Regions from separate parts of the Homo sapiens genome. Here region 1 is linked to region 2. Evidence: chromatin loops called from intact Hi-C (ENCODE). Cell type or tissue: heart right ventricle. All regions are shown on one strand. Links, peaks and the distances in the headings refer to the core of each region. The heading gives the core; the rest is flanking DNA. Region 1 overlaps HSPBAP1 (HSPB1 associated protein 1). Region 2 overlaps FAM162A (family with sequence similarity 162 member A).

Region 1 (8,345 bases), core at 136-8,135, 370 kb after region 2:
AGTGCAATGATCTTTAGAACAGAGACAGCATAGTGCTCTGGACTTAAGACTCTCCATATGCCTGGTTCTGTGAGCAAATCCTGCCCAAGTCAACTACTGGGAAAAGCCTATACTTTTAGAAGCCGATGGCGCATTTGCAGCACAGAAAAATAGGGTCACACATAAACCCAAATCCATGTGATTAAACAGATTTATAAGCTAGAAAAGAAAAAAAACATACTAGTGAACCAGGCATGATGGCTCTGCCTTATTTTTATTTTAATCATGAGGTTTTCCTTTCAGTTTTAAAAAATAAAAGCAAAAAAAAAAACACCCCACTTCTATGTGCAGAACATCGTTCTCAATGCTGACACTCCTTTTATCAGTAACTACAGTCTAAATTTTCTATTTTTAGAGGGAAAACATTAACAGCTGTATTCAAAGAGAAAGGATTTTAAAGAGAAATTTAATGGATGGTTTTGAGGAAGACTAGAAAGAGCATTTTTTTTTTTCATTTTTGCTTTGAGTGATGAAAATGGCTGAATACGTGCACATAATTAATGTCTGTCATAGAAGGGGGAATTTTTGCAAGGTCAGCACCACTGTAAATGCACATGGCTCACATGTGGCAGTTCCAGTGGGTGGCAAAAATCCTGTTCTCTCTGCATGTAGCCTATAAGCTCCATACTGGGAGCTTACCCCTGTTTTCTCAATGCCTAATTTAGTACCTGGCTCAGGGTTACAGCTTGGAACACACTGGCTGCTTGGGAGGGAAAGAAGAATCTGTTGACTTATGATGGTTAAAATAGTTCAGGCCAATGACATTTTTGAGTACCTACCATATACGTGGTATGATGCTGGGTGCTGGGGATACAAAAATTAATATAACACAGGCCAACCCTTCAAGTCTAATAATGAGTGATAATCCCATAAACAGAGCCTTTCAATATGATGTAACAAGCGCTCTGACACAAGTATGCAGGGAATGCTTTAAGATCACAGCAGGAGGGCCCTGCACCCAGCCAGGGAGCTTAGGGGAGGCTTCCAATTAACCTGGTCCTTGTTGAACAATTTACCACACCTCAGTCTGAGGAATTTAACTAAAGGTAGCTGAAAGCCATTCAGTATAAAAAGGAAAAAAGAGAGACTTGCCTTAGCTAAGAAGAGATAGGTCATGTGATTCTTAATCTTATAGATACATCCCTTCAGGAATCTAATGAATACCAAAGCCCCTTCTCCTCAGAAAAAAGCACACACGAAACTTTATATATACTTTCAAAGAGGTGACAGACCAACCCCACATGAAAAACCCTGTTCTAGAGCCCTGCTTTGGAAAGAATCACTGAAGGTTTTTCTACAGGGTGAGGTTACTGTATGAGAAACTGAGGAGAGACTTCCCTGGCCTCCTGTCTAACAGTAATAATGACTTAAAAAGCAAAACTGTCAGCCAGGTGCAGTGGCTCATGCCTGTAATCCCAGCACTCTGGGAGGCTGAGGTGGGAGGACTGCCTGGGTCCAGGAGTTCAAGACCAGCGTGGGCAATGTTTGGTGAGGCTCTGTCTCTACAAAAAGGTTTTTTTTTTTTTTTTAACAAATTGGCTGGGCGTGGTGGCATGCACCTGTGGTCCCAGCTACTTGGGAGGCTGAGAAGGGAGGATCACTTGAGCTTGGGAGGTCAAGGCTTCAGGGAGCTATGTTTGCACCACAGCACTCCAGCCTGAGTGCCTGAGTGACAGAGCAAGACCTTGTCTCAAAAAAAAAAAAAAAAAAGCAAAATTGTCAGTGTAAAAATAGACAGCATTGAGAGTTGGGATTCTCTTCCCAATTAAGTTCAGCCACTTATGGGTAGTCAAATGTCTGAAGTCAATGTGGGCCCAGGAATCTGTCTTGAGTCTTGCTAGAAACAGGAGGCCCTGTTTGAGTGCTGCATCTGTAAAACCAAAAAGGGTGATCAGTGGGGTGATCTGTTCTGGAGTCTACTCATACATACCTCAAGAGTTGGAAAAATCTTTAAAAATCATCTATTCTCAGCAAGTTCTATTCTACACCATCCCTGAAAAGAGCGACAAGTAGCTAGCTAGTTGACCACTTACTACAAAATCAGTATCTACTTCCTGGTAGCTTACAGAGGAGGGTCCTAGATCTGCTTTCTATAACTAAAGAGAACAAGTTTATTTCCTGCCAAAAATTGCTATTTTTATCAGAAAACTGTCCAACTTCTCCTTTATCTTTTTTTTTTTTTAACCTAGACACAGCAGCATTAACTTTTCCTTCCAATTGCTCTTCTCTCAATTTCCTTTACTTTGTCAACAGCCCTAAAGCCTGGCTCCCAAACTGAACCCCAGATACAGTCTACACAGAACCTGTATCCATGGAATTGTAACATTCCATGACCCGCACATCATACCATTAATGCACTGTCAGACGGCACTTTTCTTTTTAAGCAACTAAATTATACCAAGGCTAATATTGGGCCTCCCTGTCTCTTACTTGCAGACTGTTGCTTAGCATATCTCTTCAGCCTTGACTTATAGTCAAGGACTAGCCTAATATTTCCTAATTTTCCTTGTGATTTACTATTTGACTTATGGATTATTTGGAAGTGTAATGTTTAATTTCAAATTTTTGGGGATTTTTCAGCTATCTTTTTGTCATGAATTTTTAATTTAATTCTGTTGTGGTGAGAGAACATAATTTGTATGAGTTAAATCCTTTTAAATTATTGAAACTTGTTTTATGGCCCAGAATATAATCAATCTTGATAAAGATTCCATATGCACTTGGAAATAGTGTTTTCTGTTGTTGGGTGGAGTGTTTTATAAATGTCAATTAAATCAAGTTGATTGTTCAAGTCTCCTGTATCCTTACTGATTTTCTGTATATTTGTTTTACCCATTATAGAGACAGAGGTATTGAAATCCCCCTACTATAATTGTGTATTTGTGTTTTTCTCATTTTAGGTTGGTCAGTTTTGTTCATGTATTTTGAAACTGTTATTGGGTTCATACACATCTGGGATTATTATATCAGCTTGGTGAAGTGACCTTTTATTGTGATGAAATACCCTCTCTACCTTGGGTTTACTTGTTCTGATGTTAACTATGTCTGTCTCCTCCTTTGATTAGTGTTAGCATGAAAAAGGAGTACTTACTATATGATTCCATTTTTATGAAATTCTAGAACTGCCAAACTAACCTGCAGTGACAGAAAGTAGATCAGTGGTGTCTGAGAATGAGGGTGTAGGGAGAGACAGGTTAGGAAGGGACACTGGGAACCTTCTGGACATGATCAAAATGTCTGTCATCTTGAATGTGGTGATGGTTTCTTGGGTGTAGGTATATGTAAAACTTAATCAAACTGTTCACGTTAAATATATGCTGTTTATTACATATCAGTTATACCCCAATAAAGCTGTGTGTGTTTTTTTTTAATACAATACTATTAGTACACTTTGGTCCCACTGTCTCGACACTAGCAGTTTTGTTCACCATTGCATTTGTATTATCAGTGCAAATGTCAACACTGTGAAATAAGCAAGTATCATCTTAGAAGTATTATGAAAATAATTTTGATCTCAAAGATCCTCTGAAAGGGTGTCAGGGACCCCCAGGGGTCTATGGGCCACTCTGGTTTACAACATCACAACTGTAATTACTCTATTTTTTTCTGTTCTGACTCCTCCTCTAAGTAATTCTAAAACAGTTTCTTATGAAAATACATTTTAAATCATACTCCAGATTAAAATTAAAATACTTTAATCATGTTCACAAACATTTTATAAGTTAAAATTATATAAGGATAGCATTTAAGACCCTCCCAAGTATGGCTGATGCCGCCTGTCTGCTCCACGCAAGGCCCTGTCCAATCTCCCCACTGACCTATGTTCTCTCTTCCCTCCTGGCCTCTGCTCATGCCCCCTTCAATTTCTGCCTGTTAAAGTTCTATGTTTTAGGGCCTGGCTCAGGTTCAGCCTTGGCTATGAAGCCTTCTCAACCGCTTGTCCCCATATCCATCTGTCCCTTGCCTTCCTTCCTATATGTTTTATTTGGATTACTATTTAAATGGTAAGCAACACAGAACGTTTGTGTTCTGTTCCTTTAACAATATTGTAAGCTCTTTGGGCAATGTTTTATAATTTTTTATTCCTGCAAACTGCTAACATAGTGCTGAATACATAATAGGTATTTGAATGATTATATAAGTGGATTTTTTCCTACTCTATTTCTTGTTTTGATATTTCTCTGGTCTTTAGGACCCCTCAGAGAATGTTTTGACTTAAACCCCTAGCTTCACCTTTGTCAAATTTTCTGTGGCTTCTAGTTAATCAGTGTAGCATTTGTCAGCCTTGGTAAGAAATTCTTAATCTCTCTGGCCCTCTACTAGTTTTTTAAGTTTTTACTTATAGCCTCTACTTGAAGTTTCCTCTTATTAACTCTTTTCTTCCACAAATTAAATTCATCCATGAAAAATATGTACATTGATAAACATACTAATATGATTGGAAAATATCCTGTAGCCTTGAGATGGCCTAAAAGTATGATTTTGACACTTAACTGACTTTTGTGTATAGCAAATAAAATTAATCTTATTATTTTTTAGTTATACATCATATCATTGACTAAATAAAGCATTTGTTTTGAACATTTTGTTCTCTACTTTCCTAGAAAGGTAGGGAATTTGTGACAGTACAAAACAAAATTTCTTGCTCTCAGACTCATTAGGTAAGAATGACAAGTTTTACCTTTTGCAATTATCGTAAGTATCATCATAATTGAAGTTATTAAGAATCAACATGTAACAAAAGGGATTTTGCCCCAAGGATGCTTCTCAGGTAGATTCCATTTGATATTGTGATTTGAATTGGCTACTGAAGGTCAGGAGCCTCGTTAAGTCACCAGGACACAGAATCCCAAAATACAGTAGATGGAAGATTAGTTGTAACATGTCTTGGACTTTAAAACATAGCTATGAGAGCATGTTGAAATTGAGGCAGGTGATTTGGTAATGAATAATGGCGTCTGATGGCCAGTGATGCTTTCTGATGAGACAAGTTGGAATGTAAGAATTAAGGTGTTTATCAAGCCTTTTCTGTTTATGTACCTAAGGTAATTTTTCTAAGGAAAAAAAGACTCAGACAATTGCTAATGTATAATGTCCATTTAAGGGGCTGTTTGAAATTTGGATTGAAATATTTATCCTTCGTAAGTTTTGGATAGTAATTATAGTTAATTATATTATTTTAAAAGTTGCATTTTTGGCTGGGCATGATGGCTCATGCCTGCAATCCCAGCACTTTGGGAGGCTGAGGCAGGCGGATCACTTGAGTTCAGGAGTTCGAGGCCAGCCTGGCCAACATGGTGAAACCCCGTTTCTACTAAAAATCCAAAATTTAGCCAGGTGTGGTGGTGCACGCCTGTAATCCCAGCTACTCAGGAGGCTGAGGCAGGAGAATTGCTTGAACCTAGGAGGCAGAGGTTGCAGTGAGCTGAGATCATGTGACTGCACTCCAGCCTGGGTGACAGAGTCAGACTCTGTCTCAAAAAAAAAAAAAAGAGAAAAAGAAAAAAAAAAAGAAATACATGAGCCTGAAAGCTTCCTAACACTATTTTTCTGATAAGAACAGTGGTATTAACAAATGTGACTTTTTGAATAATGAAATGTATCAAGTATACTGAAAATGTGTCAACATTTGGAAGATCTACTAATTCAGTAAGTCAATATTTTCCAAATGGTCCATGAATAACATTACATAAGATCCATTCTGTGCAAGACAGACCAATGGATTTTATAAGAGTAGAGAGTTCATTCATTATAGGTTCAGATTTTTATACTGCAACTAATGAACCTTTAAGAAACTACCCCTCATCAAGTTTGGTGTGTGTGGTATAAAAAAATCCACAATTATCTGAAAAGGCTGTTATTAATAAATACTCCTCCCTTTTTCAGTTTCATATGTGTGTGAGGCAAAATTTTCTTCATATACTTTAAACAAACCAACAAATTGCAACAGCTTGAATGGAGAAGCAGAGAATCCAGCTGTCTTCTTACAGCCAGACATCAAGAAGACATGCCAAAATGTACAACAATCTATCCCTCTAATGACATTAAACATTTTTTGAATATAGTTATTTTCTCAAAAATATTATTATGTTAACGTATAGTGGGTTGTGTCATTTTAAATAAATCAATAAACATTTTTAAAATGTACCCATTTTAATGTTTAACTACCCACCATTTTATGACAGATATAAGAAAGCTTGAAACAGCAAGTAATAAGACTTGGTGGCTGAATGAATTAAACCAACACAGGTACCTGTGATGTAAGAAGACTTGGTGCCCAGAAAATTTTGAGACAAAAGATGATATAATCTTAATGGACTTGGTTATTCATAGCAGAATTAATTGCCATAATATGAGCTGACAGAAAACTCATTCAACTCAAAATATCAGATTTTATAAGGGCTCAGTCAGAATTCCAGCACATTGCCAAAAGGCTGCCCTTTATATCCGCACTTAATGGACAGGTCACATACTGCACAGTACTGCCTTGCCTGGGGTGGGACAGAACTACTAATGGGGTCAGATCAAACACTCATCCAAGGCAGAGTGAGCCTACACTCAGGACAGAGAGTCCCAACAGGACCGAATGTATGCACACGCTCTGTAGGCACAGCAGTAATTAAAGCTCTGTAGTAGTTAAAGCTCTGAAGGCAGACTATTTGGGTTACCCCTTCCTTGTTGTATAATCTTAGAAAAGGTTTACTTAACCTCTTTGGGTCTCATTTTTCTTAAAATGGGGACAATTATTAAATCATAGAGTTACTTTGAGGATTATAAGTGTAAAACATTAGAAAAATTCCCCCAAAAAGTAAGTACATGATCAATGTTACTATTAAGCAATATTTTACCTGAAATATGGAGTAAAGTACTAGTCTAATTTACGGAATGGTGGGGCGTGGGTATGAGAAACATAACAAAACACTTTTAAAGTTAACTATGAAACCTGTAAGTTCCATAATTAAAGAACCATAAAGTGATCACAATTAAGGTTGTAAGAAAAAACATCTACCTTAAAATTATCATTTAAAAATGAGTAAATAGTAGATTTGGTATTGACTTTGAATTCAGAGTCATTTACTGAATGTTTTTAAAACCTATGCATTTCTTTCATGGGTATGAGAATGAAAATACATTCTCAACTAACAACTATGACAGGACGGGCACAGTGGCTCACGCCTGTAATCCCAGCACTTTGGGCGGCCGAGGCTGGTGGATCACTTAAAGTCGGGAATTTGAGACCACCCTGGCCAACATGGTAAAACCCTGTCTCTACAAAACAATACAAAAATTAGCTGGGCATGGCGGCAGTCACCTGTAATCCCAGCTACTGGGGTCAGGGGGTGGGTGATGGCTGTGGCAGGAGAATTGCTTGAACCTGGGAGGAGGCAGAGGTTGCAGGGAGTCGTAATTGCGCCACTGCATTCCAGCCTGGGTGACAGAGTGAGACTCCATCTCAAAACAACAATGACAACAACAACAAAAAAAACAACTATGGGGCAAGGTGACACATTTTTCCTTTTTTATAAAATAAAAAAGCAAAATTAAGCCAGGCGCAGTGGCACATTCCTATACTCCCAGCAACTCGGGAGACTGAGATGGGAGGATCTATTATAATAACTATGTTAACATCAGCATTTACATCTTGACTCAACATAAAAAAGAAAAATATACACTGAATGGAAAATTACTGAGGAGCCAAAGAACTATCAGCCTATATGAAAGCCAAGTCCAGAGAGTGGGTGGTGGCAGAGAGGAGAAGGGGTGAACAGCCTGCAGGGATGGTGAAATACTTCTCTCCACAAAGAAGGGGCAGGAAGAAGGACTCTGGAGCCTTGGCCTGAGTCAGGGCAAGGCAGAGTCCTCCAAACAGCCTCCAGGATGGCTCCCATTCCTGCCCCACACCTAAGACACATGGCAACAAGAGCAGGGAGTTTGCAAAATTATCTCACAAAATAAACTGCCAGTTTAAGGTAGAAAACACTTAAAAGAGGATATGGTAGTCTGGAAACTCTGTTGTCAGTTATGTCAACATACGGCAAAGAACTTCCATAATTTTACTTCTGCAAGTCACTCCCACACTTCTACAGGGCTTCCACTACCAAATACTGGGAGCCAAGTGTTCTCTGCCTCAGGCCATGAACTGCCAGAGAAAACAGCTGTCCAAAACCCCTAGAGCAGGTAGAAATTGCAGCAGCAGCCTGGTCACAGCCCAAGGAATGCTCCTTCACAGAATCAGCTTTATGCTTTCATCTGCCTCACTGACAGGACAAGAACTTATATGGAGGTCAGGAGGCAATGAAGTTTTA
Region 2 (8,345 bases), core at 200-8,199:
AAGTATTGCCTCATTGTCAGAAATAAGAAAGTTGGAAAAATAATCAGAAACGCCATCAAAGATTTGTGTTAGTTTGGCAGAGAAGATGGTGCATTATTGAGTAGGTTTAGGTGGCACTGAGTTATAGGTTGTGAGAGGTTGAAGACCTGAGGGCAAAGGAAGAGTAAAGTTATGGAGATAAAGATATGGGAGCAATTAGTCTGGAGTTGATTTTTAAAACAGAATGGAGGAGTCCTTCCAGAGAGTAGCACAGAATAGAAGCAAGGACTAAGCCTTGGAGGTGTGACATGGTGTAAATAATAGGAACTGGGAAAGAAGACATTAAAGAAGATTGGTCATAGAGGTTGGAGATGAAGTGAGAGAATTTGGTGGTACAATGTAAGGAGGCATTGAATCCTTGTAGAAAGATGAGATCAGTCGAATCAAATGGCCACAAAAATGGGAAGAGTAGAGTCAGAAGGGCTAATGATGAGAATCTAAAAAAATGTATTCATGACCGGGCACGGTGGCTCAAGCTTGTAATCCCAGCATTTTGGGAGGCCGAGGTGGGCGGATCACGAGGTCAGGAGATCGAGACCATCCTTGCTAACACGGTGAAACCCTGTCTCTACTAAAAACACAAAAAATTAGCCGGGCGTGGTGGTGGGCGCCTGTAGTCCCAGCTACTCAGGAGGCTGAGGCAGGAGAATGGCGTGAAGCCGGGAGGCAGAGCTTGCAGTGAGCTGAGATCACAGCACTGCACTCCAGCCTGGGCAACAGAGCAAGACTCCGTCTCAAAAAAAAAAAAAATGTATTCATATGACTAGAAAGAGGTCACTAATGTTGGTAGAGTAATTTTAGTAAAATGATTGGAGAAGGAAACATTGTAGCAAAATAAAGTGTGGGTGGTGAAGTGAAGTAGTAGATACATGCCATTTATTCAATCATTTGAGCTATGAAAAAGAGGAAATAAGAATTTTATTAATAGTACCTGTTGAGAACAAGTGAATGCTTTGTCCAACATAGTGGACCTTCAGTGTTATTGTAGAGTAATAAGACAGAATTCTCAGTAACTACTAGTAGAAGTTACTGGAGAAGTAGTCAGCCTTTCTGGAAAGTAGTATAGATGGATAGATAGATAGATAGATAGATAGATAGATAGATAGATAGATAGATAGATAGATGAGATAGATAGATGGAAACTTAAAGGGGTTCATACCCTTTTACCCTTCACTTCCAGGATTTTATTCTAAGGAAATAATCAGAAATACCATCAAAGATGTATGTAGAGAACTGTTCATTGAAACATTACTTATAACACTGAAAAATTGGAAAGAAATCAAGTTGTAGGGAATTACTACATTCAGATTATAGCTGTGTGTCGGGTTTTATACAGCTATTAAAAGTATTAATATCTTGGAAAGTATTTGTGACATAGCAAGATACAGTATTATCTGATTATGAAAAATGTATATGTTTTATGTAAGTATAGGAAAGGTCTGAAAAGAAATATTAATGCACCAAGTTGTTATCCCTAAGTGCTATGATTATGAGTGCTTTTATTTTTCTTCACATCTTTTTTTAACTTCCAAATTTTCTGTAATGAGCAAGTGTTACTTTTATCATTTAAAGTTTGTTTTACTAAAAGCTTTTTACATAACATGGTGTGTAACAACTTGGTGGTACAAAGGTTTTTACATAGTGAGACCCGATCTCTACAAAACAAATTTTTTTAATTAGCTAGACATGGTGGCATCTGCCTGTGGTCCCAACTACTCCAGAAGATGATACAGGAGGATCGCTTGAGCCCGGTTCAAAGTTACAGTGAGCTATGATCTCTCCACTGCCCTTTACCCTAGGTGACAAAGTGAGACCTTGTCTCTAAAAAAAAAAATAAGTTTTTTAGTTTTGATTTTAAAGATGGGGGAGATAACATTTGGCAGGAAAAAGGCAGTGGAAAATAAGGATAAGTTTGGTACGACATCCCTCAGCAGAGGGATTACTACTTAAGAATAAAGGAAGACTGGTATTTCTTCAAGCCTGCAGGGAAGGATGAGAAAACGGATATAGGGAGTCTGTTTCTGTCACAAAGCCCAGGTCAACAGCTAAGGCCTAGAGAGTTTCAGATAGACACTCTGGGGAGTGGGTTGTAATATTGATTCTCTGATTCCCAGAGAGTTGTCATATCTCCAGTCACATCACCTATGGTTTTCTCCAAGAGGACCTTGAAAGATTCTGAGAAAGAAAAAGCATCCCTACCTTTCCTCACTGTCTATCATGGGGTTGGAAAGGATATTTATGGAAAGGAGGGGACTACCAGGAGAGAAGCTGGTACTTCAACCAGCCTCACCCTGGCTGACCACTATAGCCTCCAGCTAGCAATGATATTTCTAAGGCACTGGTTTTCAGATTATGGGTCCCCCATAGCAGAAGTTTCACCATTACCTGGGCAATTGTTAGAAGTGCACATTCTCAGGTTCTGTCCATACTGACTGTATCAGTTGGGTCCAGTAATCTGTTTCACAGGGTCCCCCAGGTGATTTCGATAGATAAAAAAGTTAAGAACCTTTACTCTTAAGATTAGCCGTTTGCCACCCAGAGCCTTAGAGACAGCTGTGAGGCTTCATCTTAACTTCCTGCTAGGGCCCTGGAGACACAGAATTGGTCAGCCAGGGACAAGCTGTTAAGTCCAGCTAGAGGGTTAAAGGGCTGTTTTTCTTTTGGTTTGTATGTTTTTAATCGTGATCCACCAGAGGATGGAAAATTTCTGGCTTGGACGTCTGGTCAATATATTCTGTCTCTTTGAGAGAAAACGAAGGTCTTAGTAATGATATTAAAGTTTGTTTATGCTTTCATGTTGTTATAATTGCAAAATAAAAACCAAGACCACATCAAATACTTCAGACATTTTTTAGCGATAACTTTTTAAAATTTAAAATTTTATTTTATTTTATTTTTGAGAGAAGGTCTGGCATTATCGCCCAGGCTGAAGTGCAGTGGCATGATCTCAGCTCTCTGCAACCTCTGCCTCCAGGGCTCAAGCCACCCTTCTGCCTCAGCCTCCTGAGTAGCTGGGACCACAGGCACATGCCACTGCGCCCAGCTAGTTTTTGTATTTTTTGTAGAGGTGGGGTTTCACTATGTAGTGATAACATTTTTAAAAATATTTTTAAAGCAAGACCTCATCTTTAAAAAAATATATTTACATTAGTCTATTATTCTAATATCTATAATAAGATAATATGTGTGTATGTTTTAATCAGCATTTATACTGTAGGGAGGTAAAAGTTATTAGCATACAATATGAAGTTGTAGTAAGAAAAAGTTGGGAGATACAGTCTGATCTAGGTGAACCTCTCATGTCTCCAAGTCCTTACCCTCCATAACTACCTCAGTACCTCTCTCACATCAAATTCTACTTGTCTTCCCATTATTCATTCTGTTCTGGCCATACTGGCCTTCTCTTTATGGGCTCTAGAATCTTTTAGGGTCTTTGCATTTATAATTCTTTCTGTTTGGAATATTCTTCCACCAGATAGCTGCATAGCTAGCCCTTGCTTCCCTTCAAGAGTGACATTCTCACAGAGGACTTCCTAACTACTCTATGTAAAATTTCATACACAGCCCATTCCAAACACATACTTCATGTCCCCATTGTTTATTTTTTTCTCTCTGGCACTTAGTATCTAACATATGTATAACTTTCTCCCCAGTAGAATGCAAGTTCTATTGGCACAGATTTTTATCTTTTTTATATATTGCCTAAAACAATGCCTGGCACATAGGAAGTACTTTGTTGAATGAATTACTCCAACATACATCGATGTCACTGATAGTAGGTATACATGTTAGCATTTTTTGCTTTATTATTTCTCAAACTGAGCTAGCTGAGAGGCAGTTTGTCTTCTGTTCTCCTAAACTGCCTTTGTTCTATAATTAGGAGGAATGGGAAAGGACAGCTGTCTTAGGAAATAATTATTGATTCTTTTTCTGTTTAAAGAGCAGAGTCCTTCTAGCTTGCTGCCGGTTAACCTTGTTCCTTTTGTAAGTGCCTGCCAAAGGAGGAATGGGATAGCATTGTGTGAGATGGGGCCTTGTAGGTCACATTAAACCAGTGGTTCTCTGGGGAGATGAAAAAGTCCTGGAGATGGATAGTAGTAATAGTTGCACAGCAGTGTAAATGTACTTAATGCCACTGAATTGTACACTTAAAATAATTAAAATGGTAAATTTTATGTTATGTATATTTAACCACATCTTAGGGGAGAGAAAAGCCTAGGTTCTCAAAGTATAGTCCAGAACCAGCATAGCAGCATCACCTAGGAACTTGTTAGAAATGCGAATTCCCAGCCTCCATTCCAGAACTGTGGATGCAGAAACTGGAGGTAGACAGCCTCATGATTTGTGTTTTAACAAGGCATTCCTCTGATTCACACCAAACACTAAAACACTAAAATTTGAAGATCACAGGATTTAATAATTGTGTCTTAATCCTGAGTGCTATGAAAATCTATTGAAGAGTTTCATAGACTTTTCCCATGGCCTCATAACTGCATAATTAACTTTGTCAGAAATCCTGACCACATTAGGGGTAAAATTGAAAAGTGTTCTAGAAGTTTTATCAAAGTTAATGTTTTACATAATATTTCAAAAAAAAAATAAACTTAACAGTTAGAGAGCCTGCTGTGTTTCAAGCATCTTACCAGATGCTCCCATATTTGCTTTTCCATTTAACCCTCAAATCAACTTTGGTACAAGAAACACTGCATTATCCACATTTTAAATGAGGAAACAAGCTAAAAGCAGTTAATTTATCTCCTTTCCACTAGGTGGCACTGATGTTGTGTTTGCCAGATCCAGGCAAAGCTTTCTGGCATTTATAGCCCTAGAAAACAAAATAAATGAGGCCTTTTATGAAAAAGACTGTGTGCCAGGTAACCACAAATAGAGATTCCAACTTCTGGTGTGTCAAGAGTAAGGACCTCTGAAAATCCATTTTTACCCAAAAGCAATGATAACACTGCCAGAAGTTGGCAGAAGCAACTTTTCCAGAACTCTGGAAAATTACCAGGCATTTGTGACAATCTGAGGAGCATTTATCCAAAAAAAAAAGCCTGAAATCGTGGTAGGACAGCAAGTTTTGTGGAGTTTTAACTTGCTTTATTCCTGTCTTCTTTCAGCTTCACAATAGTCTTGAAAACCAACAGCCTCACAAATCACAGTTACTTTGAAAACCAGCAGCCTTGCAGGCACTGAAGAAGGCAGAATGGGTTTAAGAGTTTTCCAAAACTTCCAGCTGCAGAGAATTGTTACTATTTGACTTGTCTGACAGTTCGCTGGAAACCCCACTCACAGGGCTTATCTTTTTTCACCTGACTTGGAGTTTATTCACTGCAAACAGTGTTTTCCCTGGTGCATTTGTTGAAAATAATCAGCAGCACTTGTTTGACATAACATGGAGTGGGTAACAGCTGGGTCAAACAAGAAGCTGGGGAATGAGATGTCCATCCTGACATCTGGAAAGCTCTGACATATTTCTAGAATGTAATATGTGTAAGGTTGGACACATTTTCCAGGAAAAACCTGAGAGGTCTCTAAGCTCTCACCTCACATTTAGTCTCTGTCCGAGCACGAATGGAAGGTGTGTTAGGCCAGTCTCGCATTGCTAAAAAGAAATACCTACGACTAGGTAATTTATAAAGAAAAGCAGTTTAATTGGTTCATCGTTCTTCAGGCTGTACAGGAAACATGATACTGGCATTTGTCAAGTTTCTAGGGAGGCCTTAGGAAACTTACAATCATGGTGGAAGGCGAAGGGGGAGCTGGCATGTCACATGTCCAGAGCAAGAGCAAGAGAGATCAGGGAGGTGCCACACACTTTTAAACGACCAGATCTCATAAGAACTCACTATCACGAGGACAGCACCAAGAAGGATGGTGCTAAACTATTCATGAGAAATCCACCCCCATGATCCACTCACTTCCCACCAGGCCACACCTCCAACACTGGGGGTTACATTTCAACATGAGATTTGGGTGGGGGTACAGATCCAAACTATATCAGAAGGCTAAGGCAGTGTTGCAGACTGCCTGCCTGAGGGTAGAAGACATGCCCCAACATGCACACACAGCCCGTAGGCAAACACTTAATAAACTTAAAGGCATTTATTAGTCTCTCCAGTTACTAGCTGACCACTAAGATAACCAGACAGACCTCTGTGGCCAAACACACAAAGGATACAAGGAGAGACTATGAACAACTCTATGGCAAAAATTACATAAACCAGATGAAATGGACACACTTTTAGAAAAAGAAAAATTATCAAAACTAAGTCAAGAAAAAATAAAATATCTGAAAAGTCCTGTAACAGGAGATTGAACTAGTGATTTTAAAACTTCCTGCAAAGAAAAAGTCCAGGCCCAGATGGCTTCAATTGTGCATTCTACCAAACATTTAAAGAAAAAAATAGAATTAATCTTTCACAAATTCTTCCAAAATACAAAAGAGGAGGGATCACTTCCCAATACATTTGATGAGGCCACATTATCCTCATACCAAACCCCTCCCAAAAAAATCTCAAGAAAACTATAGACCCATATATATCCCTTAGGAATATTGATGCAGAAATCCTCAAGAACTGCTACAAAATGAATCCAGTGACATGAAAAATTATAGACTGATCAAGTGGGATGTATGCTAAAAATGTAAGGTTAGGACTCCTGACTCAACATCATTCACCATGTTAATAGAATAAAGGAAAAAAACACATAACCACATCAGTAAACACAGAAAAAGCATTTGACAAAATGCAACTCCTCTTCATTATAAAAACACTCAGAAACTATGAATAGAAAGGAACTTCCTCAACCTGATAAAGGGCATTAAATGAAAAACCCACAACTAACATCGGACTTAATGGTGAAAGGCTGAATGCGTTTCCCCCATGACATGACAAGGATGTCCATTTTCAACAGACATTTCTGTTCAACACTGTACTTACTGGAGGTTCTCGTTAGGGAATTTAGGCAGGAAAAACAATAAGTGGCAAAAGAAGTAAAACTATATTCCCAGATAACATGATCATGTATATAGAAAATCCTAAGGAATACACACACACATACCCTGTTAGACTAAATGTTGAACAGTTTTGCAGTATGCAAGATAAATGGGCAATAAATAATGCAAACATGAAGAAAATTCCATTTATAATAGCATCAAAAAGAATAACGAAGTTTAAAACGTACTCTGGAAATTGCAAAAACACTACTGAAAGAAATTAAAGAAGACCCAAATAAATGGAAAGACATCCCATGTTCATGGTTTGAGAGACTTAATATTTTTAAGATGGAAGAATTCCTCAAATTGATCTATGGATTCAACACAATCCCCAACAAAATCCCAGCTGGGGTCTTTGTAGAGATTGACAAGCTGATCCTCAAATTCATACAGAAATTTAGAAATTTAAGGGACCCTGAGTAGGCAAACTAATCTTTAAAAAGAAAAGCCAAGTTGGATGACTCATACTTCCTGATTAAAAACTTAACTACAAAGCTGTAATAATTAAGACAGTGTGGTGCTGGCATAAGGACAGACATTTAGATCGGTGGAATAGAATTGATAGTCCAGAAATATACTCTCATATTTACAGTCAATTGATTTTCTATATGGCGCTAAAACAACTCAGTGCGGAAAAGAACAGTCTTTTAAACAAGTGGTGCTGGGAGAACTGGATATTTACATGCCAAAGAATGAATTTGGATCCTTTTCACAGAAAGTATACTAGTATAACTCAAAATGGATCACAGACCTAAATGTTAGAGCTAAAACTATAAAATTCTTAGAATATAGGAGTAAATCTTTGTGATATCGTATATGGCACCAAAAGCTCAAGCAATAAAAGAAAAGATGGATAAACTGGACCTCACCCAAATTAAATTTTTTTGTACTTCAAAGGACATCATCAAGATAGTGAAAAGATACCCATGGAGTGGGAGACTATATTTGCAAAGTACATATCAGATAAGGAAAGAACTCTTACAACTCAAAAATGAAAAGACATAACCCTACTTAAAAAAAAATAGGCAGAGGACCTAAATAGATGTTTCTCCAGAGAAGATATGCAAATGGCCAATTAGTACATGAAAAGATCCTCATTATTACTCATTAGATAAATGTAACTTAAGACTACAATGAGATACCACTTCCTACCTACTGGGACAGTTATAATCAAAAAGAATAACAAATGTGGGTATGGATGTGAAGAAATTGGATCCCTCATATATGGAAATGTGAAATGTTACAGCCACTTGGAAAATGGTCTTGTAATTCCTTAAATGATTAAATGGAGAATTATATCACCCAGTTG

Evidence for each region. Hi-C counts contacts between places; a loop is a spot of excess contacts. Peaks named below come from ENCODE experiments on the same cell type or tissue, not always from the same donor. Only the 100,000 strongest peaks of a DNase experiment are listed, where the experiment ranks them.
Region 1: it touches region 2 in a loop (2.6-fold over the local background); 2 of 110 quality-filtered maps call a loop at or near these places.

Annotation. Positions count from the first base shown.
Region 1 is chr3:122,760,064-122,768,408 of GRCh38, forward strand. The region is part of intron 3 of HSPBAP1 (HSPB1 associated protein 1); the gene reads right to left. Among named protein-coding and RNA genes, the nearest start is that of HSPBAP1, 30 kb to the right of the region's middle. In heart right ventricle, for the core only: no CTCF peak of the experiment used is centred there; no DNase peak of the experiment used is centred there.
Region 2 is chr3:122,388,274-122,396,618 of GRCh38, forward strand. All of the region lies in intron 1 of FAM162A (family with sequence similarity 162 member A), which reads left to right. Among named protein-coding and RNA genes, the nearest start is that of FAM162A, 8.3 kb to the left of the region's middle. In heart right ventricle, for the core only: CTCF peaks have their summits at 4,810 (motif pointing right) and 5,018; no DNase peak of the experiment used is centred there; H3K27ac peaks cover 2,243 bases.